Linked DNA regions of Mus musculus: region 1 is linked to region 2. The links are chromatin loops, found by intact Hi-C in ENCODE. Cell type or tissue: left cerebral cortex. All regions are shown on one strand. Each heading gives the region's core, and the rest is flanking DNA. Links, peaks and the distances in the headings are about the cores only.

Region 1 (10,125 bases), core at 2,432-7,431, 170 kb after region 2:
GCGCACACCTTTAATCTCAGCACTTAGGAGGCAGGGGCAGGTGGATCTGAGTTCGAGGTCAGCCTGGTCTACAGAGTGAGTTCCAGGACAGCCAGGGCTACACAGAAAAACCCTGTCTTGAAAAACAAAAACAAAAATGAAAATGAAAACAAAAAGGAAAAAGCCTTACTAGCCAAAATTTCTAAAAGGATAAACAGAAGAGTGATCAGGTTTCCGTGAGCGACAGGAGACCAGCAATGGAAAGGCGCACTGTGTCACAGGCTAGGTACAGTCAGGACACAGAGCTCCAAAGCAGTGAGACCACCGTCCTAACTCATGCTCTGCTGCAGTATGCAGGCTCAGACATGGTGCCAGGAGGACGAAAGTGAATGAACAAAGCATCATGGCAGAAAGCTAGAAGATAGTGGTCTGGAGTCAGGTGACGGTCTGGCTCCAAGAGAGATCGTCTGAGGACAGGAAGTAAGGACTGGGGTACACTATGAGATTTGAGTGATACAGAAGCCTTCAAGTGAAAACCAATTCCATACTGACCCCAAATTCAGAGCCACTTTTAATAAGACATAATGCCTTGTCTCCTGAAAGCATGACTTGCTGATTCTAAATCCAACATCTGGCTTTCTGGCTATGGGGTGAAGAGAGCATGAGAGGAGGTGGTCAGAGCGCTTCACCTCACAGAATAGCCTTCTGCCCTGAAGAGGCCTCTCTCAATCAAGCACATCTTTTCTTTTCCTAATGAAACAAAATAGGCTTAATATATTTTATTTTAAGGCTAATTTTATAAATATGGGTCACAATGATTCAACACTTTAAATTTTAGTTTTAACAAATCCCAAAGTCTTATTATATACAAAGTGTAATCATACATAACCTTGTTAAGGGACAGTGAATTAAAGACTGGGCTATTAAACCTTTCAGTGTAGTAATTCCTTCAAATGACAAGGTCCAAGCAAAACCCTGCGTATTATAGGAAAGTCCAGTACAGCCAAGGCTAGTAGTAGGTCATGGTCAGCTGACTCCAGAAAATGGAAGAAACAAAACAACGAAGAAGAAAGAAAACACCGAAATAGCAAAATAATAAAAATTAAAGATGAAAATGCTTTTCTCCTGTAACTGTAAAGTTGATCTTTCTTTTTAAAACAACCACACAATAAACTCAGCTTCCCACTCCCCATCTTGGTCTATAGTTGTATGAAATTATAACATATATATCTGATACCAATACTGCCTCCATGGTAAACAGCTGCATCATACCCCAAACTCCATACTGCTTCCTTCTTAAGTCCTGGCAACTACTGTGGTTTACAAGACCATCTTTGGTGTTTTGTAGCACTAATTTTATGGTAATTTTTATTAAATGAGGTTTTAAAAATAGAAGAAAAACAATAAAGTGATTCTCTAAGCATTTGAAAAGAAAGTATCAGGTGGTAAAGTATATTAAATCCACGCTATGTGTCCAATGACTGAGACTTTCAGATTCACTACGTAGGAGAAGTGGCCATGGCCTTGCACATGTCAAGTGCACACACACTGACTGAGAGAGCCCCTGTCAGACTGCCCCACCCCCAGGGTTTGAGTAGAGTAATTAGCACACTCTGCCTTTCTCCAATACAGATTATTTTGGATTTCTTAAGTTTTTAGTGCTAGAAAGACCTTTACCATTATGAGTCAAGTATAACTGCAGCATCATTTTCAAGAAGACATTTAAATAAAAGTTAAAGATGTACGTGACAGGCTTAGGTTTTCATGCAGTAGAATACTAATTAGTAAAAAAGAAAAAAAATAGAAAAGAAAAAAAGAGGGAACAAATTATTAATCCAGTGGCCACCACAAACCGAAGAATCTGAGAAGCATGCTAAGTGACAGAAGCAATCCCGAGCCTGCTCTGTGGTGGCAGGAACGTGTGTGAGTTTAAGAGTAGGGAGAAGACAACAGAGGGAGGCGTTCCTGAGAGGACAGAGCTGCTGACTGGGGCCACGGTTACAGATCTAAATCCTGTCAACATATACTGTAGCCTTTCCTCGGTGTCTGGCCACGTCGGGAAATGAGTTTTAGAAAGTTACAGACTCGGAAGTTAATTATCTCTTAATGGAATTAATGTAGACTTAATATAGTTAGTAGGCTGAAGAACTCATTACAGGTAATATTTGCTAGTAACTGTCATGTATTAAAAAAAAAAAACTGTAGTCAAGCATATCTGAAGTAAAGTTGGTGTAGTGGTACACATTTCTAATCCTAGCAACTCAAAAAGCAGAGGCAGGCAGACAGTTGTGAGTTTAAGGCCTGACTGGGTCGAGACCCTGCCACCTGGAGAATGAATGAATGAATGAATGAGTGAGTGAATGGAGTAGATGTACACTGGAAAGACCCTGTGACTAGTATTTTTTGCTATATCTCTTCATATGCTAAAGAGCACTTTTCATAGTTTGTCACTTGCATTTATGTTACAAATTTTGGGTAGAAATTACATATTGCATGTTAGATCTTTTGAATGTTTATAAAAAGTACTATGGGTAACCTACATGATAATCTTTTAAAGAGTGCAGCCATCTGGTCTGGTTTGTCAAAGCTGGTCCTCATTTGTGTTAGAACATCAACATTCTCCACCACAAGTTTCTAAAAAAAAAAAAAGACAGGAGCCCAGGTCAGGCACGGATCTTTGTTCTAATGACTCATGTAGTTGCTTGCAAGTTACCATTTGAAAGACAAAAAAAAAAAATTCATTAAGTCCAGAGGATCATGCTATACAATTGTTTTAATAAAAGAATCTCAAAATGACTTATGTAAGACTAATATTTTCCTTTCGGTTTCCAATTCACGAAGAGGTCAGGAAACTTCAGCAGAGTAAGAAGCAAGAGTAAGGACCACCACATACTCAGACACACTACAGTATTTAAACATGACTCTTCTAGTCTGTCAAGTTCCAAGAGGTTTTGTGACCCAAATTAAAATTCTCTCAAAATGTACAGTCGTTTTATAAATACATACAAATGTGTGTGTGTGTTCTTATTCAATATAATTTATCTTAGCACTGACATATTCCTAAAATGATAAAAATGGTAATTTAAAATGTTGCTGCCATTATTATATTTACTTAATCATGAAGCAGTCCAAAGATATTTTCAACCAGCTTAAAGGGTTTAAGATGAAACATACTAGGTTTGCTGGCTAGTTTTATGTCAACTTGACACACGCTAGAGTCATCTTAAATGAGAGAACCTCATTCAGAAAGTGCTTCCAAAAGATCTGGCTCTAGGACATTTTCTTCATTAGTGAGTGATGGGTGAAGCCATACGTGGGCTGATGATTTTCTAAGAAAACAGGCTGAGCAAGCCAGTGAACAGCAGACCTCCATGGACTCTGCATCAGCTCCTGTTCCCAGGTTCCTGCCCTGCTTGAGCTCTTGTCTTGCCTTCCTTCGGTGATAGATTATGATGTGAAAGCATATGCCAAATAAACTCTTTCCTCTGCAACTTGCCTTTGCTTATGGTGTTTCTTCATAGCAATAGCAACCCTAACTAAGAAACCAGGTATGTGGCTTGTGGTAGAGCACTTGCCTATCACATGAGAGGCCCTGCACTCAATCTCTAATACTGCCCAATAAACTAAGAATGCTCATGTTACAATCTGTGGTAATGTGGAAAGCAATATATTCAAATAATAAATGGGAACAAACAGCTTGGGCGAGAATTTGGACATAAGCAAATACAAGCATCATTATGCAACAGATAAAGGCTTAAGGACACTGAGCATCTGAACACCCATCAGTTGTACAAATTAATTCACCACTCTGGCCTCTTTGTTGTCTTACCTGCAACTAAACCAAATGTCATTGAGAGGCCCTGTATTGCTTTAACTTCACTTATGTGCTAGTACTTTCTTGTCAGGCTAATTTAAATTCTAGGTATTTTCACATTCCTGAAATGTTTTACAAGAATGAATGTTTAAAGGGTAAATTAAAGCCATGTAGAGCAGCCTATATTCAAAATGCTAGCTATTTGAGAGGCTGGTGCAGAAGTTTTGAGGCCAGCCTGGGAAATTAACAAGATCCTGTTTCATAATAAAAAATGAGAAAAAGGCTAGAGATGAAGCTAGTGGTAGAGCACCTGCCTACCATGTGAGAGGCCAGAGGTCCAAACCCCAACACTGCAAACCAGGACAGCAGGGTGGGTGGTGAAGACTGTACCTTAAGTTCAGCTACTTGTGATGAAATGTGCCACATAAGGCTCTCACTCAGGAACTTCATCCCATATGGGCCTAGGAGCTCTGATAATGATCTCATTTCTGAAAGGAAATGAATTAACTTCAGTTTCTTGACAGAGCAAATATATTAAGATACACTGATATACTGGACTATCCCAGCTTACAAACTAATTATTAATACCCAAAACAACCAAGCCAAATTAAGTTACCATGTAAAACAATCAGGCTTTCTTCATTTTCTAGATCTAGCATATAATATTCACCTGATATATCAGAATATTCCTCTGCATTGAATGTTAATTCATTTTCTGTGGGTAAATTCACAAATGCTTTCATTGCAGGAAAATAAGCTATATGGCCATTGCTGACTTGTCTTAATAAAGTTTCCAAGTACCTAAAAAGAAAAGGTTTTAAAAAGAAAGGTTTATAAACCTAAATTTATAACTAGGAGAAATGGCTTGTTCAAGTATTTACTATAGTCTACATCCCTACATATAACTTTTAAGTTAACTGATAAAATAAATGGTACATAATGCTGAAGGGAGGGCGGCTCGGGGAAGAACACTGAAGGCCTGCTTTCTAGAATATGCATGCTGGTTCATAACTGTGACTCTGGTTTCAGGGGATCTGATGCCCTCTTCTGGCCTTTGAGGGAACCAGTAACACATACGGTACACATACATACATGCAGACAAAAGATTCATATATAAAAACTTAACCATAAAATGGTTTTCCTAAGGAGTTTATTACAAAACAAAACTTTCCATCCTTCAAAGCTTGTAAATGTGCTCCTTACCAGTTTGTATACAGACTCGTGATGGTTGGTTCTCCATGGCTGTCTAAGTGTTGTGTTTGCTGAAGAAGGACATTATTAAATACTCTGGTGATATCAATCTGCACATAGTTCTCTATGGACTGGAGTACAGTCATATATGCTCTTACGCTTGTTAGAAGCTCTGATGGCTTTGCAATTTCCTGTGTAGCTTGATTATACATAGTCATTCCAACAATTGATCTGGAGGTAATAACAGACATAAGATTTTCTCACTTGTGCAAACAATCTACTCAACCTAACATCTAATATCAAATAAGCAATAAAATTAATTCTTTTTTTTTAATTAGGTATTTTCCTTGTTTATATTTTCAATGCTATCCCAAAGGTCCCCCATACCCACCCCCCCCAATCCCCTACCCACCCACTGCCCCTTTTTGGCCCTGGCGTTCCCCTGTACTGGGGCATATAAAGTTTGCAAGTCCAATGGGCCTCTCTTTGCAGTAATGATAAAATTAATTCTTAAATAAAGCCATGAAATTACTGTCATCTCATAACCTAAAAATGATGAAGAATACAATTAAAAATCATTCAAAGAAGGTAAGTTACTAACAATGATCAGACATAAAATGGACTTTTAAAAACTCCATTAATGTAACAAGGACAATGAGATATTTATCCTAAAGCTTAAATTTATTTGGCACTGCTGCTTGAAGCTTTTTGAATTTTATGTGAGTGAACTGAATCCCAGTATGTACTAAAATAGCTATGCAGTTATCATCACTAACACTTCATAAATAAACTAAGGTTCAAACCATAAGGAAACTATAAAAAGAATCAGTGTTTGGAGGCAGTCTGTTTAGAATGAGCAGTTTTCAAACACCTAGAGAGAATGTAAATATGTAACTAGACATAATAGTTTAATTAACCATTTATAAAGTCATACACCCTGATCTAAAGTTGACAAAATAAATGAGCATCTATAAATGTTTGTTTGACTTAATGCTGGTCTTCAACAAACTACTTGACAGTTAAAATAAGATGGCACTGAACAGGGCTGGCGAGATGGCTCAGAGGGTAAGAGCACTGACTGTTTTTCTGAAGTGAGTTCAAAATCCCAGCAACCACATGTTGGCTCACAACCATCCGTAATGAGATCTGATGCCCTCTTTTGGTCCATCTGAAGTCAGCTACAGTGTACTTATATATAATAATAAATATATCTTAAAAAAAAAAGATGACACTGAACAGCACATTAAAGCACGTTTACTCGCCATGTATATATAAAGCTAACAGGAAACACAGGCTTGAAAATACTTCTCTAAGTGATCTTTCTCCGCATCAGTCCCTCCTATTCCCTTAAAAATTTTTACTTAAATTACATTTATTTACAAGTAAATATTTTTAAATTACACTGATAAATTATGTGTGTGTGTGTGTAAGTTAAAGGACAACATTGTAAAGTCAGTTCTCTCCTCCTACCAAGTGTCTGCCTGCTTCGCAGCAAGCACCTTTACCTACAGAGCCTAGCTGCCAGTCCTTATCGATTTAAGACACTCCCATAAGCATTCGACTTGTATTTCTAAAGATGCGTCTTTAACACAGCAGACAAAGCCCACAGCTAGGACTACATCCAGATAGGCCAACTCAAGATGAAAATTACTACTCTTGTATTTAGGCCCCAAGGAATAAGACTAAAACTGAACAATAAAAACAAAGGAGGGGGCTGGTGAGATGGCTCAGTGGGTAAGAGCACCCGACTGCTCTTCCGAAGGTCAGGAGTTCAAATCCCAGCAACCACATGGTGGCTCACAACCATCCGATCACGAGATCTGACTCCCTCTTCTGGAGTGTCTGAAGACAACTACATAGTGTACTTACATATAATAAATAAATAAATCTTAAAAAAAAAAAAAAAAAAAAAAAAAAAACAAAGGAAACCCAAACAAAGCAAGTTGCTCCCTGACTTAACCCAACCACTAAAAGAGGTTTGGGAAGAAAAGGGCACTGGCGTGCCCATAAATTATAACCAAACTATTTACAAAAGGAAAACACAGGAGCCAAAAACTGAACCTCAGACCCTGGCCAGCAGTCCCCGTCCCCCCCACCCCCAGCTAACAGTGTTAAGGACCAGAAGGCAGAGTGTGCCTTGGGTCTCAATACCGAAGTTTACTGTCAGTGTATCTGACTTAAGAATGGGAACAAAAGATATTGTTCAGCGCTGGCTGCTTCACTGACAATTACTAGTTCAATACTCCATTTACTGTTGTTTTATATAGTCCTACTTTGTTCTCTTGTTGCAGTGTTCTTGTCATACCAGCTAGAGTCTCCAGCTTTATTCTATTTCCTTGCCACAATGTTTCACGTACAACAATGGAAACATTACTCATTCATGATCATAAACACTTTGAAAATCCTTTGGCAAATTTTTCAGATACTGAGATTAAATTATTATTAAATTATTAATTTCCAAGATTAAAATTTAAGTAATAAACACTTTCTTAATAGTTAACTTTCAGAAATCTAAAGTATCATTCATAGAACTGAATTTTTTATTCCTTACTGCAGTATCACACAAATGTCTGTAAACCTTACTCAGAACTGATGGCTTGGCGTGCTCAGGCAAAGCCTAATACGCACTTGATGATGCTCGATGCTTGCATCTTTTCTTACTCACTTGCTGTGCTCTCTTTACTGACCGCATCCTAGTGAGCTCCTGGCCTTACTCACTTAACCTCCATAAGCCTGAAGACAAACTACGCTAATAAGCCCTGTTTGTGTAGGACAACTAATCTTAGGAGGAAGTTGCTGACATGGTCAGTGTTGGTAACTAGCAGTAAGTGTGGGGCAGGAACCTGCTGCCCAGTAAGTCTCACTTCACTATTCCACATGGTTCTCGGCCCACTGCGATATGCAGTGCACCAGTTCACCTCAGAAATGCTAGTAACAGTTGGTACTGGATAGGCATCAGGTGGCGAACACAAGCTTGTTAAATGAAGCAGTGGCAACAGTCTGTGTGCTCTCTTACTTAGTGAACCGGATTTCCAGATGAGAAGTCAAATACTCCCTCGGCGTGAAGGTGTGCTCCCACACCGCCATGTTTGGAACATAATTTATGGAGAAGCATAACTCCGAAAGTGCAGTGTGCAACTTATCAAGGCTAAAAAACAGTAATAAATAACAATTACATGATAGTTCATAACAGGTACTTCCAAATCAATTTCATAAAAATAGCAAGACTTACAGAGAACACTGCAGAATTTTATTTTTTTATTCTTAAACTGATAGTTCAAAAGGTTTCTATCTAACTCAAGCAAATATTAAGCAGGATCGTTTGTATCCCTCTACATTCGGCTAATAATAAATGTACTGAGCACCACAAGAAGAGGCGCTTATTCAGCCGTCAGCAGCAATAACTTCCTCCTGGTGGTGTTAATCTGCTATGGAGCAGAGGCACTGTTTATAAAGGGGCAATGGCTTTTTCGTCTTAGGAACAGGTAGAACATTTAACAAACAACATTCACCCAATTACTGTCCACCTCTGCTTTCCTAACCACCAATCAAAATGCTAACTAATGTCTGTGAGTACAAGCTAGCACATTTATTTTTTCAAATAATGGTATCAGACATATTCTTATGGATCACGAAGTTGTTAAAAATGCGCCTCAGAGAATTTGAGAGACTCTTGGCCTTCAGTATTCTGTACATCAAGACAATACCACCTGTTACCTATGTGACGGTTAGTACTGACTGTCAACTTGACAGATGGAGTCACCTAGTTAACTCCCATGGGTGTGTGTGTCTGTGAGGGCTAACAGAGGTAACTGTAAGCAGTGTCACTCAGCAAGCTGGAGCCCAGGGAATACGGTCAGAAGGAAGCTTCCTGGCTGCAGGTACAAAGTCCAGGGCCCCAGCCTCCCTGTCTCCCCTGCCAGGACTGTACCCTCAAACTGTGAGCCAAATAAACGTCTTAGATTACACTGGCTGGGTACTGTGTCACAGCAGTGACACAGTGAGTCTGCATTGTAGAACATAGTACTAACAGATAAACGTACAAGGATTTCTGTTCTGCTTTGTTTGTTTCGTAAGGGTTAGACAATAAAACCTCCTCACTTCCTCTCCCCGTCTCAGTTCTAACAGCGCCGAGGAAAGAGTCCCCACAGAGTCCCCAGGAGAAGAGGAAGGCTTACTTGGTCACTACCAGCCTGTTTTTCCTCATGCTCTCCACACCCGGTTTTTCCCTTTCAGGTTCCCCTTTCTTGCCCGTCTGTTTTTTTGACTTCTTATTCACTGCTTGACTGATGGTTTTGGCACAATGCTTCGGCAATAACTGAAATTGGGTAAAAAGGCTGTTATACTGCTGCACCGACTTCTCGGAATGTATAAACTGCCGCAGGCTACCTTGGCTGGGTTGCTACCAGGAGCAACCAGGAGGGCTGAAATGCAGGGAGCATTTTACCTATCTAGATCACAGGCCCTATACAGCAAGGCAGAGGTGGAAACTTACTCAAGTATTAAGGCTTATTCAAGTTATTATTCAAAAGACAAATAAAACATACCAGGCAATTATGGAGTGAGATATAACAGGCACTATAACTATGTAAATGGCCTACAAAGAAGAAACCAGATCTGTTCAGTATCTAGTGGGCACACTGTAAAATAGAGCATAGAGTAGACAGTGAATAGTTTGGGGCTGGAGAGATGGCTCAGAGGTTAAGAGCACTGACTGCTCTTCCAGAGGTCCTGAGTTCAATTCCCAGCAACCACATGGTGGCTCACAACCATCTGTAATGGGATCTGATGCCCTCTTCTGGTGAGTCTGAAGACAGCTACAGTGTACTCATACACATAAAATAAATTAATTAATCTTAAAAAAAAAAAAAAAAAAACACAGTAGTTTTTGCTGTTAAGGGGGTTCTGAGAGTGAAGCCAGAGTGAAAGTTTTATATTGCAAGCAATCTGGGAAACGGGCAGGTTTTACAGATGGAGACACAGATGTTTTCTTTCTTTTTTTCTTTTCTTTTTTCCAAGATAGGATTTCTCTGTGTAGACTAAACTGTCTTCAAACTCACAGAGATCTGCCTGCCCCTGCCTCCCAAGTGTCGGGATTAAAGGTGTGTGCACCACCACCGCCTGGCAGAGCTATAGATGTT
Region 2 (10,125 bases), core at 3,459-8,458:
GCCTTGCCTCCATTGTTCATAGCAGTCTTTATACTTAGTGGGGGTGGGAATCACACCCTCCTACCACTGCTGAGAAAGAACTAACCCATCAGACTTACCGCTCACCTGCTAAGGTTGGGGGCAGTGATTTGAACCCAGGACTGTCCTGGTATCCACCCATTCTACACTATACAGGTTTTAAAAAGAAACAAAACAATTGTAATTAAGTGAAAATTGAGCCATGGGTTTCTCTGTAAAAGCTAAAAGAGTCTACTATGGGGAAATCACAAAAAGCAAGTATAGTCCTGAGTAGTTAAGGGTGGGGAAAGGAACAGAGACACAGAAAAATATATTTTAAGTCATATAACTCTTATTTACTTTGTGGAAAGAGATAGGAGGTGACATTAACCAGTCAAGAGCTATTTTTATTTTAATTCCTACAGTAAGACTGTTTCTTGACCATATGCAGTAATAGAAATACTATTTACAGCTTGATTTTTTTTTTTTTTCCTCTTTCAGTAGTTACAATGGCTGGAATAGGGATGCGTATTCCCTGAGAAGCTGGGGTCTTGGGTGAGTGATTCAAGTGCATGTTGATGTCTAACACTGATTTGCAGCTCTTTATCTTCTCGTGTATGTAGTAAGGATTCTGGCATCAAAAATACTTGGAAAAGGATGGCATTTATCAAGGGTTGAACCATTTCTAACTTAGGAATGCTTACAGTGTTGCTGTATGTAATGCTTACAGTAATGCTTACAGTATTGCTGTAGAATGCTTACTTTGCTTTTGTATAATAAAAAATGTTTGATTCTCTTACTGCAGATTTTTGCCCCAAGCATCCATAGATTTAACACCTCAGACTTTCAATGAAAAAGTTCTACAAGGGAAAACTCACTGGGTGGTTGATTTCTATGCTCCTTGGTGTGGACCTTGCCAGAATTTTGCTCCTGAGTTTGAACTCTTGGCTAGGGTAAGTATTGTTGTCTAGTTAAATAAATTGTACACACATGTGTGTTTGTTTTAACAATTGGTTAAAACATTGTAAACTAATTCTTAATTTAGTTCTTAAAAATATCTCTCAATTTAAAAAATGTGTTTCTATAATTATTATCTGTCTTTCTTGAGGCAGGTTTCTCTTTATAACCCTGGCTGACTGGAAATCCCCTGTGCAGACCAGGCCAGCCTCAAACTGCTTGCCCTTTCCTTGAAATTGCTAGTATTAAAAGTATTTAGTGACAGATTACAAGGGTCCGAGTGTGTGTTTGTGTATGTGCACATTGTTATTCCTGTAGTTGAATTGCTAACTTAAGTTAGTCTCCCTGTTTGTTTATTTCAGTAGCCATAGAAACCAGAGGAAGCAAAGACGCTTTCCTTGTCCTAGAGCTGGAGAGGTTCCCATAAGTCAGTAGAGGAAAGTGATGGTAGAAAGAAGGCAGACACACGACAGCCACAAGGACAAGCAGAACTTTATGTTTGTGAGAGATAGGCGAAGCAAAGGAAACTGAGGGTACAGCTAGCTCCTGCCTTGAAGGACCATAGAGGGAAAAGACAGATACTTTATGTATAGGTGCTCCTGAGGCGCTCACAAAGGGCAGTTCCCTTTGTCAGTAGATTACCAAATGAAGGGAAGATTCTTCAGCATGGGGTTATAGAAGATCTCACTAAGAGACTGGTGACCATGGAAACACCCAAAGATGGGACGAGTGGGATGGAGTGACCTGAAGGTAAACAACGAGCTCCCTGTTCTGGGAAAGGATGGGGCTGGAGGGCCTGTAAATGCTGTCAGGAAAGACAGGAGGCAGGCGTGGACAGCAGCGTAAAGCACACAGGAAGAAGTCCGGTAATTGTCTATTTGGTTAACTCAAACTCAAGTCACTAGTGACTTTAAAGCTGTTCTTGTGTTAGAATGCTGACATATATCAGTGGAAAGAATACCGCATTCATAGACGATGAGGGAGGGTGAACACCCATATAGCAGAGACAGGCTGCATGCTGCCGATGACAGGAAACACTGCTCTGCAGAGAAGCCCCTTTGTGACCATCTGCAAAGGCACGAAAAGAGCAAGGCTCGCCCTGCTCTAGGAAGACTGAATCTCTGACCTAGACAATCTAAGTGGTGTGCTCAGCCGTTCACCCAATTAAGAATGTCACTTAGGATTAAAGACAGATGTTTGGCTGTGGTGGGCAAAGTGCGGTGAGTGGACAGTTAGGGAGGTCAGAGTTACAGTCTCCAGGTACCCGTGAAGAAGTGGCTGTTTATGTTAGACAAATGGCAGCCAGTGGAAGCTTAAAGGGCTTGGAAAAAAGTAGAAACAATCTGGTGTGAATACAAAGAATTAAAACTCGAGTTTTAAAAGTAAAAAAACTTTATATAAATATATAAATATTTGAAATATGTTGGAAAGTGGCAAGATCTGTTAATTCATTTTGTTTTGTTTTTCAGATGATCAAAGGAAAAGTGAGAGCCGGGAAAGTGGACTGTCAGGCTTACCCCCAGACGTGCCAGAAAGCCGGCATCAAAGCCTACCCCAGTGTCAAACTGTACCAGTACGAGAGAGCAAAGGTGTGTGCAGGCTCTGACTCCGCCTTCCTTCAGCAGGCCAAGCCTAGAGCATTATATGGGAGGAAGAGTTTCTCTACTTTCCAGTTTCTCCCTTCATCTTTTAAAAATATTTTTTACTGAGACATCTTCTTTTCTGGTGTACCAAGGTATTCTAAAAGATTTTCTGGTCTGTGTGGTTTCAGTTGCCTTATAGACTTTGTGCTCCATGAATACAAAAAAATACAACCAAATATATGTTATATCTGGGTTATACAATTCAAAGTTATTATTTTCTATGCAGTTTTATATTTTCTACTTTTTAATATAGTAATTGTTTTTTAAATATTTTCTTCTTAAGAAATTAGTTTGTAAATACCTTTGAAATACACTTAGTAACAGCATTTTTTGAGGGATGCTTACTAAAAGCTTAGATAACAAGTGGAGTCTTTTGCTTTGGTTATAATTGTTTGGAGGCACTACTACCAATATGCTTTTTTTTCTTTGTTGGTTAGGTTTGATTTTGGTTTGTGTTATGTAACTTGCTTTGTAGAGCCAGCTAGCATTGGCCTCTCAGATAGATCCATCTGCCTCTGAGTGTTAGGGTTTCATGCTCCACAGTGCCTGGGTGGGTTGGGTTTTCAGTGAAAGAAACCAGAGCTCTACCAAGGAAGGTCTCAACAAATCAGAGTCTGGTTTGAAAAGTTGCATCTTTCAGCTGATATAGTTGTTAACAGAAAGCACCTAAGACTGTCCAGTCTTCCCAGGTATATTACTATGCTTTTGAACAGAACTATGATATTTCAGCAAGATTATTGGTCCTTTAAAGATAAATGAAGACACATTTTGTCTTAAGATACTTTATAAGAAATAAAAACTGGGATGTGAGCTGATGGCTTACTCGTCTTCATGGTTTTTACTTTGTAGTACTGAAGGCTAAACACACAAGGGCAATGCTCTACTGCCAAGCTGCTGCTGGGTCACTCTGTCATACACATGCCCTCCACCACCACCACACCACATAAGAGTCTTTGAAGTCAGTGATGTGTTTTCCTAGAAATCACTTTGTGCTCTGCTAATGCTGCAAGTAGTATTCTTTCTAGTGTGGGTTAACTACTTTTGTAGCATTATGCTCTTGAAGAAACAGGAAAGTTAAACAGCATTAGAACAAAAAACTAAGGTATAAGGAAGCAAGCTTCTTGTGTGGAAATGTCATGTTTTGATTTATGTACTTAAAAGATAACATGAGTGTTTTTAATTTTAGAAAAGTATTTGGGAAGAGCAAATAAATTCCAGAGATGCAAAAACTATTGCTGCCTTAATTTATGGAAAATTGGAAACGCTCCAAAGCCAAGTAAAAAGAAATAAGGTAAGACTAAGCCTTCAAGTGACAGGCAGATTGCCAAGATGTGTTCATGGTGTGCATGCCACTCAGAAATGAATATTCAAAGACATACTCATTTTGGAGAACTATAACAGCCGACATTATAGACTCTAGATGATGAAATGCTTGGAAATTTGTATGCTCACCAGTTAACAAAAATTATCAAGTTTCTTTCATTTAAAAAAAAAAAAAAACTGGGACTCCAGTGTATATAACAACATCACTCATACAGCAAAATAGGGAAAGACAGCCAGCCTCCAACGAAGTGGATAAGCAAAATGTGGCACATTGATGCTGCCTGTAGAGTCTTTAAGGTAAAAAATGAAGAATGCATCCATACTTCATGGTAAATTTTTGAAGAAAAAAAATGATTAGTAAACCAGGTAGTGGTGGCGCGCGCCTATAACCCCAGCACTTGGAATGTGAAGGCAGGGGGGTGTCTGAGAGTTGGGAGATGTATAGATCTGATACACCCTGGTCTGTCTATAGAGCAAGTTCCAGGACAGCCAGGGCTATTACACTGAGAAACCCAGTCTCTGAAGGAAAAAGAAAGAATGGATGGATGGATGGATGGATGGATGGATGGATGGATGGATGGATGGATGGGTGGGTGGGTGGGTGGATGGATTGGTGGGTGGGTAGCTTGGTCCTATATATGTAAAATGTTCACAAAGCAGGTTAATGGCTGCCGAGACAGGGTGAGAGTAGAAATTGCAATGACTACTTGAGAGTGTGAAGGAATCTGGCTCTGAAGTACAGGAAATGTTTGGAAAGTGGTTGTATAGCTCTGCGTATACCCTGGACTTCATTGCAGATTTTCTATTTTTAATATGTGACATACACAAGCTGGGTTTGGTGGTGCACATCTGTAATCTCAGCGCTTGGAGGTAGAGACAGGCAGATCTCTGCTAGGTAGGAGTCCCGTCTCCAAAACATTTTAAATATATATATTAATATACATATATACATATACATTTATATGTGTATATATGGTAATGTTATTTATAATAGTGATATGGTTAATAGTTATTTAAATGTTGTTTAGTGTAAATAAAATACTGAATTACTAGTAGTAAATATTCTAGAACCTGAACATATTTTGGAAAGCAAAGTTTCCTTTGCGCTTGGTATAGGTGGACTATGTTTAAACCTGAATCCTGTTGTTCCTGAATTTTTATCTGTTCATCATCACTGCAGGCTCCTTCCTGTTGCTCTTCTGTAGCCGATTCGTTTGATCTCTCTTAAGTCTGCTCTCAGCCTGCAGAGGAGCAGACTCCAGGAGCGTGGGAGCTGCTGCGTAGAATTTAATACAGTCAGCATAGCACAGTCTCTGCGGAGTCTCGGCCTTCCTAGAACCTACTTGTGTATAGTAGTGAAGGGGAGCCCTAAGTGGGGAAATATTTCCCAAACATTTGTCCACGGCTAAGGGGTAGAGGAGATGGGAATCCATGTCTTCTTAGCAAGTAGATTTTTCTAGTGTTTGAGTTATTTTAATCTTTTCAAGTTATTTTAGAACTTACGGTTTTACCTAAGCTAAATATTTTAAAGTGTGTTACTACTCATAAACCAAAATACTATAACTGAAATTAAGATAAAGAACGTATCATATTACCACTTAGTGTCTTAATACCTTTTCTGTCACTGTGTAAAATATTCTGACAGAAGCAACTTAGGATAAAAATGGTTCTGACTCACAGTTCGAGAGCACAGCGCATTCACCTAGCGAGGAAGTCGAGAGGCAGGTGCTGAAGCGGCTAGTGACGTCACCCAGGCAGGAAGCTTGAGCGCCTGCTGCTGCTGCTGCTCAGTGCCCTCCTCCATCTTACAGTCCTCCCCTGCTAGGAAGTGGCACCGTCTCCCCAGCTCACGCCCCACGGGATTCCCAGAGAGCCCGTCAAGGTGACGGTAGAAACCATCTCACACAGGATGACACACCAGTAGGTGTGACAATACCTACTGTGTGCAGGTGAAAACTGGCACATCAGCTGTTATTGAGCAAAGAGTGTTTTGTGATATTCTCTTCAGTAAGAACATTGAGTATGTGTAAGAAAGTAAAATACTGATTACCTTATAATACCTTTCTCTTTTGCTCACCTTTACATGCATGCAGGATGAGCTTTGATGGTGTTGAAGAAAAAGCATGTAAGGAAAAGAATCTGGAGAACGGCATCAAAAGATCCCTTTCCCAAGTGACGATGCTCCTGAGGAAGCAGATGCACGTGACCTGGGCCTCGCAGTTGCCTGTGTACACAGAGCTCCTGTGCGGCACTGTGGGCTGCACATGCTTCCTGGAGAGCCAGGCAGCGCCATCTGAGACTGCAGTCCACATATGGTTCTGTGTTGTGTCTTTGTTGTTGTTGTTAATCCTTTTAGAAATACACACATCAGTCTTAGCTCAGGGCCATATAGAAATACTCCACAGGCCAAGTCCAGCCCAGGGACTAGTTTGCTGACCCCAGAACTGATGTTTGGACACCTGGCCCTGCACGTGGCTCTGTTACCTTCAGACTGTACAAAGTAGACTTGGGTTTTCACTTGTAAATTTCTGATGCGCTTGAAAAGAACTGACTTGCTTTTCAGTCACCTCTTCTAATTCTGTCTATGACCATATATTTTATTTTGACTATTTTCACCACATAGGAAAATAAAAATTACCCATTTTTCCTACTATGTACTACTGTATAGACAGAGGCTTTCTTGTAAGAGTTGAAGAGTTCTTAATTTATCACAACAGTAAGTGTAAAAATCCTGTAAGCTGCTGTCCCAGGAACAAGGTAAGAAGAAGTATTTACAGCAGTTGATGGGCTGTGTGGCTGTCACAGGTCTAAGCCTGTGTTTAGTATGTACACCTTCATTTATTTGCTTTCATAAATGTTCCTACTGATGGTTTTGTTGGTTTTGTTTCACGTGTCTTCCTGATATTGACATATTTCCCTTCTGGGTTCTCTGTTTTGATCACTCATGTTGATTATTTTTTCCCCTGTAGCCGTGGTTTTTCCTTCTGTCCAATATTCACTATTCCAATAGGAACAGTAATTTTAGATTTATTTTAATTGGCTCATGATGATGCTGTTTTTCAATTATTGTCTTTTTCAGTAAAGTTTCCATAACAACTGAAGTACTTTTTACTAAAATCAAGCACACAATGGACTCTTCCCATTTCTCAGTTGTTTAGACTCAGAGGGTCACAGGTCCCTGCTGCAACTCCAAAAACAGAGTGACCTCTAGTTCAGTTCTCTCCCGGTGTGTGGGGTGGTCAGAGGATGCCAGTGAATAAAGTCAAATTATTTTTTCTAAAATTCTTTTGAAGATGATTGTTGTGTTTGGAAGATTTTATCACTTTCCCTGCTCCCTAGTCTTGTCTTCATAAAGGCTATGCCATAGGTTTGTGCTAGGGAAAGCAGTGTGCATTAGTTTCCTTTCTACCTCATTCAGATTCTCCTGTGTTTTATTACATTTTAACTCCCTGACTCGGGCTCTGCTGTACATGTGAGCACACATGAGCCTTACCGTTCCTAACGAACTCTGAATCATGACAGGTAACGGCAAAAGCCTTTCATTTATTTAACTTTGACAGCCTAGAATTTCCTTTAAAACTAGCTTGTTTATGCAAAATTCCACAAGTGGAATGCCCAAAGAAGTCTTACTTAGTAAAAGTATTCTAATTTAGTGAACTAGTTACTTGCACACTACTGAACTGGGCAACAGAGGGGTGCACGAAGGGAGCCCACAGACTACCCTCCTGTCACAGTCATAAATAGTGGATAGCTAGCTACTCAGTGCCTACCTATAATTACTTCCTGTACTTGCTGGTAAACATTTTACAGGCAGTACATTAAACAGTAGCTGTTACTTTTGCTTAAGCTGTATGTCTATGGAATGTGCGCTGAACATAGGACCTGCTGCTGGACATGGGGTTAGGTAACTCGGATAATTATTCAGTAGCTGACCTCAGATTCATATTGTGCATTCACAGCAGATGGCTGGCAGGTTGATATTTAAATGGAACACCTCTAAGGAGTATCACGTGTACACTGAAGCAATACTATTTCTCTGTGCAGCTCCTCCTAGCAGAGCAGAGCAAATCCTAGGAGACAGGCTGTGTACAGCCAATTAGAACTTGTTTTGGATACTTGGTTCCTTAATATCTTTTTAGTCGAGAGTATACTGCTACAGGGACTGGGGAGATGGTTCATTGGGTGAAGCACTTGGCCATGCAAGCTTCAGGATCTGAGAACCCAGCTGAAGCCAGGTGAGATGGTAGTGTACTTGTGCCCCTGCTCTTCTGTGCTCTGCCTGCCCTCCAGCCATGCCTTTACAATTCCTGCCATATCAGAGCTTAGAGCCTGGCTTTATGCCCAGCTCTGCATGGATATTTTAATTAACTGCAAGAGTATTCTAATTTTAATTCAAACTACTGTGCTAATAATTTATGGTAAGAGTTATTGAGTAAATTATAATTTCATATGAGATGGTCCAAATAGAAATAGTTCATCATAAAAATAGAAGTAAAACCCCTAAAATACATGTCACACTGAGAAGGGGGGTAAAAAACCCAGAATAACCAGAGTGACTTGGTGAGAGAAGAAACTGGAAAATACGACAAAACCAGACTTCAAAATATACTATTAAGTCACAGTAACGAGAACAGCATTCTGCCAACGTTAAAAACTGTCAGGTCATTGGAAGAGAGGTCCCTGAAATTAAACTACTCATATGGACAACTGGTTTTCACCAAGACTCTGAGAGCATACAGTGGAGAGAAGAATGTCTCCATTATGTCCTAGCAAAACTGAATACACATGCAGAAGTAGCCTCAGATTTTGTAATTACTATCAGGAAATATAGAGGGAACACTTCAAGATAGTAGTATAGCAATGACTTTTTAAATAAAGACACCAAAGGCATGGGCACAAATAGATGAAACTATATTCTACTAAAAAGCTGTATAGCAAAGGAAATAATTGAGAGAAAACAGTATAGCATATGGAAGTGCAAGCTTTATCTGTGAAGTATTTCACTAATGTCCAGATTGTAAAGAAAAATTCAAAGCAGGATGAAAATATGACCTGTCTGTGTAGTCAACAGTAAGAACTGCTCAGCCTCACTACTGAAATGCAACCCAAAACCAGAGATCACAGTGGCACATAGCGTCTACCTGTTTTAGTGGCTGTCATCACCAAGGAATATAAGCATCATGGCACTTGACAGAACATCATTCGGCTGTTGAAAGCAACACGCGGAGAAGTGGAGTTCACTCTACTAAGTGAAGTAAGCCAGGCACAAAGAAATACCACGTCTTTCTTTCTTGTGAAAAGTAAGGCCTCTAGAAGAGCAGAAGTGGCCACTGTGCCACCGCAAACCAAAGAGAAGAAGCAGCAGAAGTGGCCACTGTGCCACCGCAAACCAAAGGGAGGGAGACCAAGAGAAGTAAAAAAGAACGGCCGGTCAAATAGTGTTTCTTTTGGTTCCTTGGCAGTGATGTGGATAAAGTGCCCTAAATGAGAGCAGGTGTGGTGGTTTTGAGGAGTTAAAGGCACCTGCTTTGAACCTATCCCCCACCCCCAGCTCCCCATCCCTACCCCCACAACCTGAGTTCAATCCCCAGGACCCACGTGGTAGAAGGAAAGAACTGACTCCCTTATGGTGACTTCTGGCCTCCCTGTGTGTGCCATGGCACGTGCATGCCCACACACAAATACAAACACAAAGTAAATAGTCTTTTTTTAAGTCTGCAATACACTTCGGTGGACTAAAGGGCAGGAAACCGACACACAGGAAAGCTTACTGCTTGGACAGGAGAATGGAGCACTGTATACCACATATATAATTGCCATGCCCAGAAAAGTGCAAATGCCACCAAAAAAAAAATGTATATCAGTGATGGTTGCTGTTTAATTAGTACCCCCCTCACAATGCCTAACAGTATTGTGATCGGTGTTTTTACGATGTTTATTAGAAAATCGAATGTATCTTTGCCTATGAAGCCACACCTACTCCTTTGAAAAACACTTTCTCCATTTTCCTAACCTTTTTCCTTCCTCTAACAGGCTTCCCTGTGGGTTTTTATTAGAAACATCAGGCTCCAGTAGGTGGCAGTGAAAAACAAGAAGAGACTTCATTCCACCTATGGGGGGGGGGGGGGGATAGTCTTTTCTACTTCAGGCAGTTCTGTGGAGTCAGGCCCCTCGTTTGCATTGTTTTCTAGCTAAAAGGACCCTG

The links. Hi-C counts contacts between places; a loop is a spot of excess contacts. Peaks named below come from ENCODE experiments on the same cell type or tissue, not always from the same donor. Only the 100,000 strongest peaks of a DNase experiment are listed, where the experiment ranks them.
Region 1: it touches region 2 in a loop (3-fold over the local background); 21 of 42 quality-filtered maps call a loop at or near these places.

The regions. Positions count from the first base shown.
Region 1 is chr2:80,515,376-80,525,500 of GRCm38, forward strand. Nckap1 (NCK-associated protein 1) reads right to left here. Exons shown (of 31, transcript NM_016965.3): 19 at 9,163-9,302; 20 at 8,001-8,132; 21 at 4,997-5,215; 22 at 4,464-4,594; 23 at 4,184-4,281; 24 at 2,520-2,613. Among named protein-coding and RNA genes, the nearest start is that of Gm24461, 38 kb to the right of the region's middle. In left cerebral cortex, for the core only: a CTCF peak has its summit at 4,866 (motif pointing left); no DNase peak of the experiment used is centred there.
Region 2 is chr2:80,346,846-80,356,970 of GRCm38, forward strand. It overlaps Dnajc10 (DnaJ heat shock protein family (Hsp40) member C10), which reads left to right. Exons shown (of 23, transcript NM_024181.2): 19 at 499-552; 20 at 803-950; 21 at 2,424-2,543; 22 at 3,784-3,888; 23 at 6,014-7,210. The coding sequence ends at 6,025. Among named protein-coding and RNA genes, the nearest start is that of Dnajc10, 36 kb to the left of the region's middle. In left cerebral cortex, for the core only: no CTCF peak of the experiment used is centred there; a DNase peak (open chromatin) is centred at 5,702.